2 separate regions of the Homo sapiens genome follow, and region 1 is linked to region 2. A link is a loop called in an ENCODE intact Hi-C map of the cell type or tissue named here. Cell type or tissue: heart right ventricle. All regions are shown on one strand. Links, peaks and the distances in the headings refer to the core of each region. The heading gives the core; the rest is flanking DNA.

Region 1 (5,386 bases), core at 938-4,937, 89 kb after region 2:
GCTGGAGGTGCCAGTCAGGGTGACTTCAGGAAAGCGACTGGGCGATAAAGCCCCCCAGCCTGGGAAGTGTCCCATTTCTGGATGTCCAAATCCCACCTGCAGGAATCTGTCCTGAGGAAGTGTTCAGGGGGCCAGGCAAAAGGTGCCCAAAACGTTCATGGCAGCCTGATGTGTTTGAGAACAGCCCCGGAAGCCTCCAAGCATCTGACAGTCGAGGATGGTGAGGTAAATGATGGTGCATCAAAATGAGGTACAATTACAAAGCTATTAACATCATGCTTTTGAGGAATTTTCAATGATGTGGGAAAATGCTGATGATATATAGTGAGTTTTTTTAAAACTCTGAATAGCTGAATAAATTGTATGATCCCAATTACATAAAATTCAATATGTGTAGTGAGAGATAAGAAGATGGGAAGGAGGAGGGAAAGGAGGAGAGGGAAAGAACCGCAAGAGGGAGAGAAACAAGGAGGAGATGGAAGAGGATGAGAAAAGGGGAAGAGGAAGGAGGAGGAGATGAAGATGATGGACAAGGAAAAGAAGAGGAGGAAGGAGATGGTGCCTTTGTACTGAGCATTTACTGCGTGCTCCGTACTACCCCATACTGTGATTCACCCCAACCCCTGGGGAGGTTCCATTGTCTTCATTCCACAGATGAGGAAAATGAAGCACAAAGAGGTTAAGTGACATGTCCAGTGTCACAGGGCTGAGCCACTGAGCCACAGTGTGAACCCAGGTCTGGCCGACCCCAACTTTTTATATTTACTAAGTTGGGGAAACTGAGGCAGGGCTGAGTGTGGGCATTTAACCTCCAGATTCAGGGTGATTTGGCAGGTTGTAAAAGGAATCCCATGAGCCTTACAGGACGTGTGGTGGTTGCAGATCACGTTACCTCTATGAGGATGGTGTCATCATCAATCCCATTTTATAGATAAGAAGACTGAGGCTGGACACAGGGGCTCATGCCTGTATCCCAATACTCTTAGAGGCTGAGGCAGGAGGATCTCTTGAGCCCAGGAGTTCAAGATGAACCTGGTAGCATAGCAAGACCGCGCTCTACTAAAAAATTTAAAAATTAGCCGGGCAGGGTGGCAAATGGCTGTGGTCCCAGCTATTCAGGAGGCTGAGGTGCAAGAATGACTTGAGCCCAGGAGACTGAGGCTGAAGTGAACCATGATTACATCACCGCACTCTAGCCTGAGCAATGGAGCAAGACCCTGTCTCAAAAAGAAGAAGAAGGAGAAAGAGAAGGAGGAGGAGGTTGGCAGTGTCTCTTCAAGATAATAGTGGAGGTGGACGCAGGTGCACCAATTCTCTTCCCCACCCTCTTACCTCTACTCTGAGTGGCTGGTCTGGGGCTGGGGAGAGATGCAGACAGGGACATAGGCTATTGGTATATCCCCTGGCAATGTCCTTACCCAAGGCCTGTGGGGATTCTGCATGCCTGCTTGTGGGGAGGAGAGAAGTGTTCTCCACTTGAGCCAGCCCAGGGTCCACCTGCAGGTACCCCCATATGACTCCATTCAAATGGGTCAGCCTCAAGGTCCTCTGAGTTAATCCATGCGTCTTCTCAAAGCTGGGGCTGCTTAGCTTAGGGATGGACAACCTAAGGGCTGCCTGGTAACCAACCTGTGACTCACATGAGCTGCTTCTGCATCCAACATCTTCTGCAAAAAGCAAACAAGAGGCAGGAGAGACTATTACTCAAGGTACCCTCAAAAGCAGAAGCCTTCCCTGCCTCACCAATGAATGACTTTTCCTAGCGCCATGTCTTCTCACCCTCTCCCCTCTTCCACCGCCAGCTCCTCTCCCTGCCTGGTCAGAGGCTCTCAAGAAACCCGGGAACAAGAACTCTACCTCTCAGGCCTGTCTGTTGACTGGCACACCTAGGAGGACTGGCACACCTAACCCCACCCTGCCCATCCTCCCAGCTGCCCTGGGGGCTTGATCCTCTCCTCCTCCTCTTATCCCCTGCTGTGCCGATGAATCTGATGCCTGCTCTAAAACATGCTGCAGCAGCTCCAGCAGGACAGGGAGGCTTCTGCAGAGGAGGAGGGAACTTAACATTTCCCTACTCCTTACCCATTCCCTCCCCATCTCTCTGCTTCCCACTCCCTCTCCTGGGGTATTTGGACTTGAGGTTTAATGCGGGCTTTGCTGTGCCTTGGCCACTGGAGTCAGGCTGTTCAGGCTCCTTCTTAGTGGAATCTCTGCTGCATCCTGTACTGTGTGCATTCACTGGGAGGAGTTGGAAGGGTTTTAATTCACTTTAATTCACCCTGTGTGTGTGTGTGCACGTGCACGCATTGAATCTTTTACAAAACACTTTTTTTCTATCCATTCTCCACAAACCAGAGAGGCTGGATGAACTATGAGTCCCATTTTACAGATGAGACAACTGAAACACACTGCTTTCTTACAGAGTTTCCACCTAGCTAGCTGTGGCAGCTGGGATGAAACTCATGTTTGATTCACAACAAATTACTGCCTCCCGCAGAGAAAGGAATCCAAAATCTCTGCAAAAGGGTGGAGGAGAGGGTCCTGAGCTGGGCAGGCTAAGGATCCTAAGTGCAAACATATCCTTTGGTCAGTGCTGGAATTGCCTCCGTCTGATCTTCTTCACTGAACCTCCCAGCTCACTCCCAACACTCCCAGTGACAGAGCAAACTCCCCATCCCGAGGACTCCCGCGACCAAGACCAGCTCTGATTACATAACCCCTCTCTTCCAATAAGCCGCAGTCTCTTCCTTCATTCCTTCGTGTAGCCATCACTCATATTGACACCTATTACGTGCCAGGTTCTGGGTGCCAGAGATACAGCAGGGAACAGGCACGGAGCTGCGTGTGTTCAAAGAAAGATACATGGAGGCAGATGAGGAAAAAGCCAGAGGCCCTGGCGGAGAGGGGGTTGATGTGGAGCCACTTTTTTTTTTTTGCAAACAGAGTCTTGCCCTGTCACCGAGGCTGGAGTGCAGTGGCATGATCTTGGCTCACTGCAACCTCCACCTCCCAGGTTCAAGCCATTCTCCTGCCTCAGCCTCCTGAGTAGCTGGGATTATAGATGCGCACCACCATGCCTGGCTAATTTTTGTATTTTTAGTAGAGATGGGGTTTCATCATGTTGGCCAGGCTGGTCTCAAACTCCTGACCTCGTGATCCACCCACCTTAGCCTCCCAAAGTGTTGGGATTACAGGTGTGAGCCACTGCGTCCCGCCTGGGGCCACTTTTGACCACGACTGGGGAGTGTACACTCTTTTATCTGATCTGTGGCTGCTCAGCTCACCTGCCCCAGGCAGCTCCAGCCAGTCTCCACCGGCCTGCTCTGAGGGATCTCCCCCAGCCTTGGGCCCCCCCAGAGTCTCAGAGGGTCTTCTCGTCCTGTGAAAGGGGCTGCTGATACTGTGGTGAGCAGCTCTGTGCCACAGCCACCCTCCATGGCCATGTCCTTGGCTTCCTGCTTGGGCCATCGTAAAAGGCAGAGCTGGCAAAGCCATTCGGGGCTCTGCCTTCCCTTCCCCTTGCCAGAAAGCTAATTGGTTTTGCAATTTAAAAACGCAGAGAACAGGCGATGCGATCACTTCTATGAAAACTTGTTCAGTAATGAAGTGTTTGCTTCCAAATGGGGTGCCTCTCAGTATATCAATCTGGGCCCCTCGCGCAGCTTGACAGAGGCAATCCTCGTCTGCCTCATTTTCCAGATTCTGATGCGGTTTGCTGGGTCCAGGAAGGACCTCGAGGCATCGCTGAAACCTGGCCCCCTGGCTCAAGTTTAGGGGCAAGTATAATTTTCTCTGTTTTAAAGAGAAGAAAATGCAGAGTCAGTGAGGTGTGGTGGCCTCCTAGGGTACACAGTGAGGCTGGGGCAGAGGAGTCCATCTCAGGCTCCTCCCACTTCCGGCCTCACTGCCCTTCCGGTTCCGCTACACATTCAAGCCAGAAAAGTCTCTCAGCTCGAAGAGAGAATGGAGCTCCTCTCACCAAAGGAAGCAGCCTGGCATATGTTAGTGTCCACTCTGTGCCAGCTCCAAGCTTGGCCCTCAATTTACATCACCGCATTCAACCTACAACAGCCTTGCAGGGGGTATCATGTTCCAGTTTCATCAAAAAGGAAACCGAGGGTCAGAGAAGAGCAGTGGCCTGACGGAGCCCACACAACTGGGGGACTAGAGCCTCAGCATCTTGCGGCTTCTGGCCAGTGTGTTTCTCACCCTGTATGTGTGGTTAAGGAACATCTTCTGAAATCAATGAGAGATAGGAGAATATTGAAGCTCTTGGTCCCTAAAAAGAGGGACAAACTTTTTAACACCTACTTTGTGCCTGAAGTGTTTTGTTTTTTGTTTTTTTTTTTCCTTTGAGACAAAGTCTCGCTCTGTTGCCCAGGCTGGAGTGCAGTGGCGCGATCTCATCTCACTGCAACCTCGGCCTCCTGGGTTCAAGCGATTCCTGCTTCAGCCTCCCAAGCAGCTTGGATTACAGGCAAGTGCCACCACACCCGGCTAATTTTTGTATTTTTAGTAGAGACGTGGTTTCACCATGTTGGCCAGGCTGGTCTCAAACTCCTGAGCTCAAGTGATTCACCTGCCTCAGCCTCCCAAAGTGCCGCGATTACAGGCATAAGCCATTGCACCCAGTCTCTGAAGAGCATTTTTAACACTGACTAGGTCCACCTTACATTTTTCTCTTAGTTAATCACTGCAGCAGCCAGCCAAGGTCGAGGCTGTCATTCCCATTTTACAGAGGAGGAAACAGAGACACAGGGAAGTACAGTAAACACACTCAGAATCACACAGAAAGCAAGTGAAGGAGGCAGAATTCAGACCCAGGTTCCCTGACTCTGAAGCCTCCTCTGGACATGGACACACCTGCTCTGTTGTCCCCATAGAGGATGGCGGGTTCCCATCACCCACTGAGAACACTTTGTCCTTAGGGAGAGGCGTGAGGTGGGGCTGATCAGCCAGTCTGTTGTGTCTCCTGGTTACAGGCTTGAATCCTGACTCTGCTGTTTTCTAGCTGTGTGATAAAAGCAAGTTACTCCCCTCTCTGGGCCTCAGTTTTCTCAGCTGTAAAATGGGTTCATATGAGGACTTTCTCACAAATACATGGTTTGGAGGACTGAGTGAGGTAGGTCTTTTAAAGGGGCTCCAGACTCCTCACACCCCAGCCCTCTCAACACACCTGGTGTCAGGATCTCCCTGGCCATGTAGGGTCCTGACCTGAACACATTTATACTTTTCTTAAGCATCCACTGTGTGCACAGAATCCATCCTAAAGTCAACTGTGCTGAGGGAAGAGTCCTCTCCCTTATTCTTGATGTGCCCCAAAGTCTTGGGGTCTTCCCAGCCCAGGGAGGTCAAACCACGTCTTGCTGTTGTTTGAATACACCAA
Region 2 (5,386 bases), core at 786-4,785:
AGAGCCAATGAGATGCAGCAAAACTGCTGGAGATGGAAGGACAAAGACACTGAATCTTTCACTCTGGAATTGAGCCTGAGATGTGAAGGCTGGAGCTGCTGCAACCATTCCTGAAGCAAGAGCTCTGCATGGACTCTGCCTCCCTCTTTGTGAGGTCAGTTGTGTTGCATTTTCTTCCCATCATCTGTAACTGCAGGTTACAGCTGTTAATAGTCCTGCAGTTACAGATGATGGGACTATTAACAGATGGGAAGTTACAGATGATGGGACTATTTGCAGTTACAGATTATGGGACTATTAACAGCTGTTGTGAATAGTCCTCTGCTGCTGTTCACACCCTCAGGACTCAGTTTCCCCATCACTCAGTAAAGGAATTGGGCTGGATAAAGTCCAACGGCAGACCCAGCTATGGCATTCCAAATTTTTACGAAACCCGAGGGCCTGGTGAGAATCGGAGCTCTCAGAGTCAGCCAGGGATTTTTCTTGCTGAGTCCCCAGGTTCCCCAGGGATGCTGAGATGGCAAACAGTGGGAGGAATATTGACAACATCAAGTCAATCTTAGCTGTCGCTTATGTGCCTGCTGGGAGATCTAGTTCAGGAAAAACTGTGCCAGGGGAGGAAAGAGCTTCTTGCTGAGCCCAGGGATTGCTCAAGGACAGGAGGAGATCCTCATGTTGACAGTGATGCCCACGGGCTCACAATAATCTCTCTCAGTTTTGTAAAATGCATTCTTATCTACTTGAACATCTCATGGCACTGGGTGGGAAGCAGGACCCAGGAGGACAGGGCAGCCCAGAGAGGTTAAGTGGCTCGCCTGAGGTCACACAGCCATTACAGGGCTAAGCCAGGGCTTGAACACATCTCCACATGCTCAATCTCCAATCTCCCCAGACAGCCCTGTGCCCCTGACTCAAGTGTGGCCAGGTGTGGTGGCTGAGCTGATGTTGGACACTTCTGGATGACCATACATGGCTACCTGGGTGGAATCTTCCTTTATATGACCTCCCAGGAGGGGAGGGGAGGGGAAGGGCAGGGGAGTGGCCATTGCACGCAGCCGCAAGGTAGCATTGTGGCCACACAGACTCTGGCTTCACAACTCAGGGCCGTGGGACCTGGGACCTGGGGCCAGTGACCTCACCTGTAAGTCAGACATTAACAAGAGTCCCTATCTCACAGCCTGAGGTGCAGTATAAATCAGCTACAGAGCTGCTTGGGGGTGCCAGGCACACAGCGAGTGTTACGAGTGTTACGTGAGGGTATCTGAATAACCTATTTGCAGACAGAACATGCTTCAGGATAGACAAGTCCCTCGAGGGTCTCAGCTGTCATCTAAAACCTTGGCCCTGACTCAGGCCCCTGGAGGATCCCAGATCATCTGCATTGTCCACACAGAAAGCAGCCTTCTTTCCTCTTGGCATTTGTATCTGAGCTCGCCTTGCCCCTCATCAGGCCTGCCCTTTCTCAGCAGGCCTCATCGTTTCAGGCCTCCTAAGCCAGCCTCTCAGCCCACCTCTTTCAGGAAGCCCTCCCTGATTCACATCTGTGTCCCTGCCTTCAGCTTCTCTCCAGTGCTCACAAGCCCTGTGACTGGGCCTCTAGTTCTGCCTCCACCACTAACCCCAATGCCCTGGGTGGCTCCAGGTAAGTCGCTTCACCTCCCTGGGCCTCAGTTACTTCATCTGACAAATGGGCGTGACCATCCTGCCTGGTATCTCACATGATTGTGATGCAGATTGAGTGAGTGTGTGGTTGGGTGGGAAACTGCTTTGGAATGTGGAAGCCACAGGAGGACTGAGGCCGCCATAACCCTTGTGTGGCTGAGGGTTCTGGCCACTGGGTCCCGAGGGCAGATGTGCTCCATGGTCGAGTCTAGCACATCGGAGCTGTGACACCTCGGGCGAGTCTCATGGCCTCGAGGAGGTGCATTCCTTACCCGTGCAACAGGAAGAGCCGTGTTACCCGCCTCTCAGTGGGGTGTGGGGTTAGATGGGAGGAAATACCCACACATAGCAGGGGTGGGTGGCCCTCGTCCATCACTAGGACTGACAGATGGGGGTGGGGTGGTGCCACACGGGTCTCGCTGTCCAGACTGTGCCGTGTCTTCCCTCCCCCCCGGGTCTCTCCCAGGCCGGGCACCCTGTGATGGATCATGGCGGTGTCTCACTGAGCTCCCTGACATCTCCCTGTGGATTTTTGCAGAGTTCTCCCTTTTTGTCAAAACGCCAGCTTGGATTTCTGCCAAGCATGACACAATCTGGGAGAAGAGTGACAACCACTAAACGCTGTCAGGATGCAGCGGAGGCAGGAGTGAGGGCACAAGGATGCTGAGAAGCAGGAGCAGACGTGGGCCTGGGAACAAGGGGGACGCTCGACAGGGCCTGTCTCCCAAGCCCGGCCGAGGACAGGCCACCGGGCGGCCGTCAGGAGGACCTCAGAGGGGCAAGCGCCCAGGAGAGGAGGTGCTGTGACTGCCTCATAGAGTCTGATGGCACCTCAGTCCCCTGAAGCTGCCACAGCTGCGATACCAGTGCCAGAGCCCGTCTTTTGGGCACTTGCTGTGTCCCTTTATCCTCATAACAACCTTCTGAGGGAGGTTCTTTTATTACTCTTTTATTTAAAAAAAAAAACAAACAGATGAAGAAATGAAGACTCAGAGAGGTTGAGGAACTTGTCCAAGGACACACAGCTAGGAAGGGGATAGGAGAGACTATTGTCAAGCTCCTAAGCAAGCTACCAAGGGACCAAGACACTAAAAAATGAATTGTCTCCAAGATGGGGAGGGGAGTACTGGGAGTGGAAAGGGAAACTTCTGTTCCCAAGGCCAAGGTTAATTCCATCCTCGGCCACTTCTGAGGTCACCTGCAGCTGCAGTGGTGAGTTCTCAGGCCAGCAGGTAGCGGCCCACCTCAAGGGCTTACTGTCCCCGGCCTTCTGGCCTGAAGGCTTCTTCTGGGGCTGTGGGAGCTGGCTCAGCCCTCCTGTGGAGCCATCTGGAGCTCCTATGGACATCCAACTCCCAAGCAAGGGATTAACACCGCCAGCTCCGGTCCCTCAGTGGACTGTCCTGAGGTGCATTCAGCATGGGTTCCTCAGAGTCACCAGTGAGATTGAGGCCCAGTCATACCCTCCTCTGTCTTATTCCCCACACCCCTCATTTTTGCTTCCTAGGAACCCTTCCCAAGCCCTTGTGTCAGGTTCTGCCTTCAAATCACCCCAGGTTAGGACACAAAACCAAGTCCCTCCAGAGGTGCTGAGCCCAAGCCTGCCTCTTGGACACACCTGCGGAAGCAGGTAGAGACCCTCACAGGCTCTGCAAGCTTCAGAGGGGCAGAGCTGGCTCATGGTGACTGAGCCTGAGGCAGTAGGAAACACAGCAGAGCATGTCCAGTGGTACTGGAGGAAGGGCAGGCCCAGCAGTCAGCCCGTCTGCCCTAAAGCTAGGCTCAAGGAACTGCGCTGAGGTAGAAACTGGGTCTGAGTCACTGGGGAAAACAGAGCTTGTAAGAGAAGGTGGAATAAATAGTCTGGGACTGCAGGGGCTGAGATCAGCCTTGAGGATGTGCCAGTGAGAAACTGCAGCCTCTCCCTAGGCCAGCAAGGGGCATCAAAGGGCAGAGAGAGCCCATCTGGGTGCTGGACACTGACAGTCCCATAAGTCAATACATTGAAAAGATATCTGCATGCCCATGTTTATGGCAGCACTATTCACAATAGTCAAACTATGAAATCAACCTAAGTGCCCATCAATGGATGAATGGATAAGGAAAGTGTGGCACGCACACACAATGGAGTATTATTCAGCCATAATAAAGAATGAAATCCTATCATTTGCAGCAACATGGATGGAACTGGAGGCATTATGTTAAACTAAGCCAGGCACAGAAAGACAAATATTGCATGTTCTCACTCACACGTGGGAGCTAAAAAAAGTGGATCGCATGAAGATAGTAGATTGGTGGTTACCAGAGGCTGGGAAGAATATGGGGAGGGGTGGATGAAGAGAAGTTGATTAATTGGTACAAATATATAGTTTGATAGAAGAAATAAGACTTAGTGTCAGAGAAATAGGGTGAGTACAGTTTAGAATAATTTATCATACATGTCAAAATAGCTGAAAGAATAATTTGAATGTTTCTGGCATGAAGAATAGATAAATATTTAAGGTAATGGATAGCCCAAGTACATCAATTTGATATTTACAAATTATATGAATGTCTTATTATCACATGTACCCTGAAATGATGTATGCCTATTATGCATCAATTTAAAAAATAATAATTTATAAAAAGAACGTTGTTCTTTTTCTTACCAAAATGCCAGGGCTTTGGCTAAGGTCCTATTGCTCACTGCACAGAAAGCCCATCACTGAGTTAAGTATTGCCAGGGAAGAAGGCTTTATTCAGGTGCTACAGCTGAGGAGATGGAGATCAGTCTCAAAGCCATCTCCTCAACCAACTAAAGTTAGGGATTTATGTAGCTGGGGAGAAATGCAACTACATGTGGAAAACAGGACTTAGGAGTAAGGAAGAGGAGTTGGTCAAGAGGAAGCAGGCAGTGGGTTAGGCAATCATAAGGGGTGAGAGGTCTGGCACCTCATTGTCCAGCTTCAGTTATCTGGTGAATTTCAGCTCCTTGATACTATCTGGGGGCCCTGATGGTTGGTTTCCTGAGAAAGCAACTCAGATAAGACAAATGCAGACACGCCTGTAATTCCAGCTACTCAGGAGGCTGAGGCACGAGAATCACTTGAACCCAGGAGGTGCAGGTTGCAGTGAACCAAGATTGTGCCACTGCACGCCAGCCTGGGTAATAGAATGAGACTCTGTCCCAAAGAGAAAGAAAGAAAAAAAAAAAAACAAATGTAACTTTCTCAGGTTTTAAGACAGGGAGGGTAAATTTCTATGTTTATTCAAAAGAAACCATAAACATCACTTCTATGGGACAGTTGGGCTGGTTTCATTTCTTTGTTTCAGCAACTTGGAAGCCCAAGGCCAGGTCCATGGCTAAGCTCCAGCAATGGGAATAAATGGCATGCATTTCTGTGTGCTTATTTCACCCACAATCTCTCTTTCCTCCCGTTTCCAGCGATTTATATTGTAATTTTGCATTATGTGTATTTTTGGTAAGCTGCCTCAATGGCTTACAGGAATGGAGGGAGGCATAATTAACATATAAGCCTCACAGGTGTGCAACAGTTGACACTTCTATTCCTATTTTAATTAAAAAATAAGGATTTTTTTTCTGGAAAAGTGGGAAATATACACTGTAAATATTCAAGAAATATGGAACAATACAGAAAAGTAAAATAAACATCTCCAAGACCCAGAAACAACTGTGATAAACTCTTGGTGAGCAAATTCCAGGCATATCTCCATGAGCATAAAC

What was found. Peaks named below come from ENCODE experiments on the same cell type or tissue, not always from the same donor. Only the 100,000 strongest peaks of a DNase experiment are listed, where the experiment ranks them.
Region 1: it touches region 2 in a loop (1.9-fold over the local background); 1 of 110 quality-filtered maps calls a loop at or near these places.

What each region holds. Positions count from the first base shown.
Region 1 is chr1:29,942,901-29,948,286 of GRCh38, reverse strand. No RefSeq gene overlaps it. Among named protein-coding and RNA genes, the nearest start is that of LINC01648, 92 kb to the left of the region's middle. In heart right ventricle, for the core only: no CTCF peak of the experiment used is centred there; no DNase peak of the experiment used is centred there; H3K27me3 peaks cover 2,107 bases.
Region 2 is chr1:30,031,540-30,036,925 of GRCh38, reverse strand. LINC01648 (long intergenic non-protein coding RNA 1648) reads left to right here. Exons shown (of 7, transcript NR_110790.1): 2 at 1-154. Among named protein-coding and RNA genes, the nearest start is that of LINC01648, 3.4 kb to the left of the region's middle. In heart right ventricle, for the core only: no CTCF peak of the experiment used is centred there; a DNase peak (open chromatin) is centred at 2,305; H3K27me3 peaks cover 1,742 bases.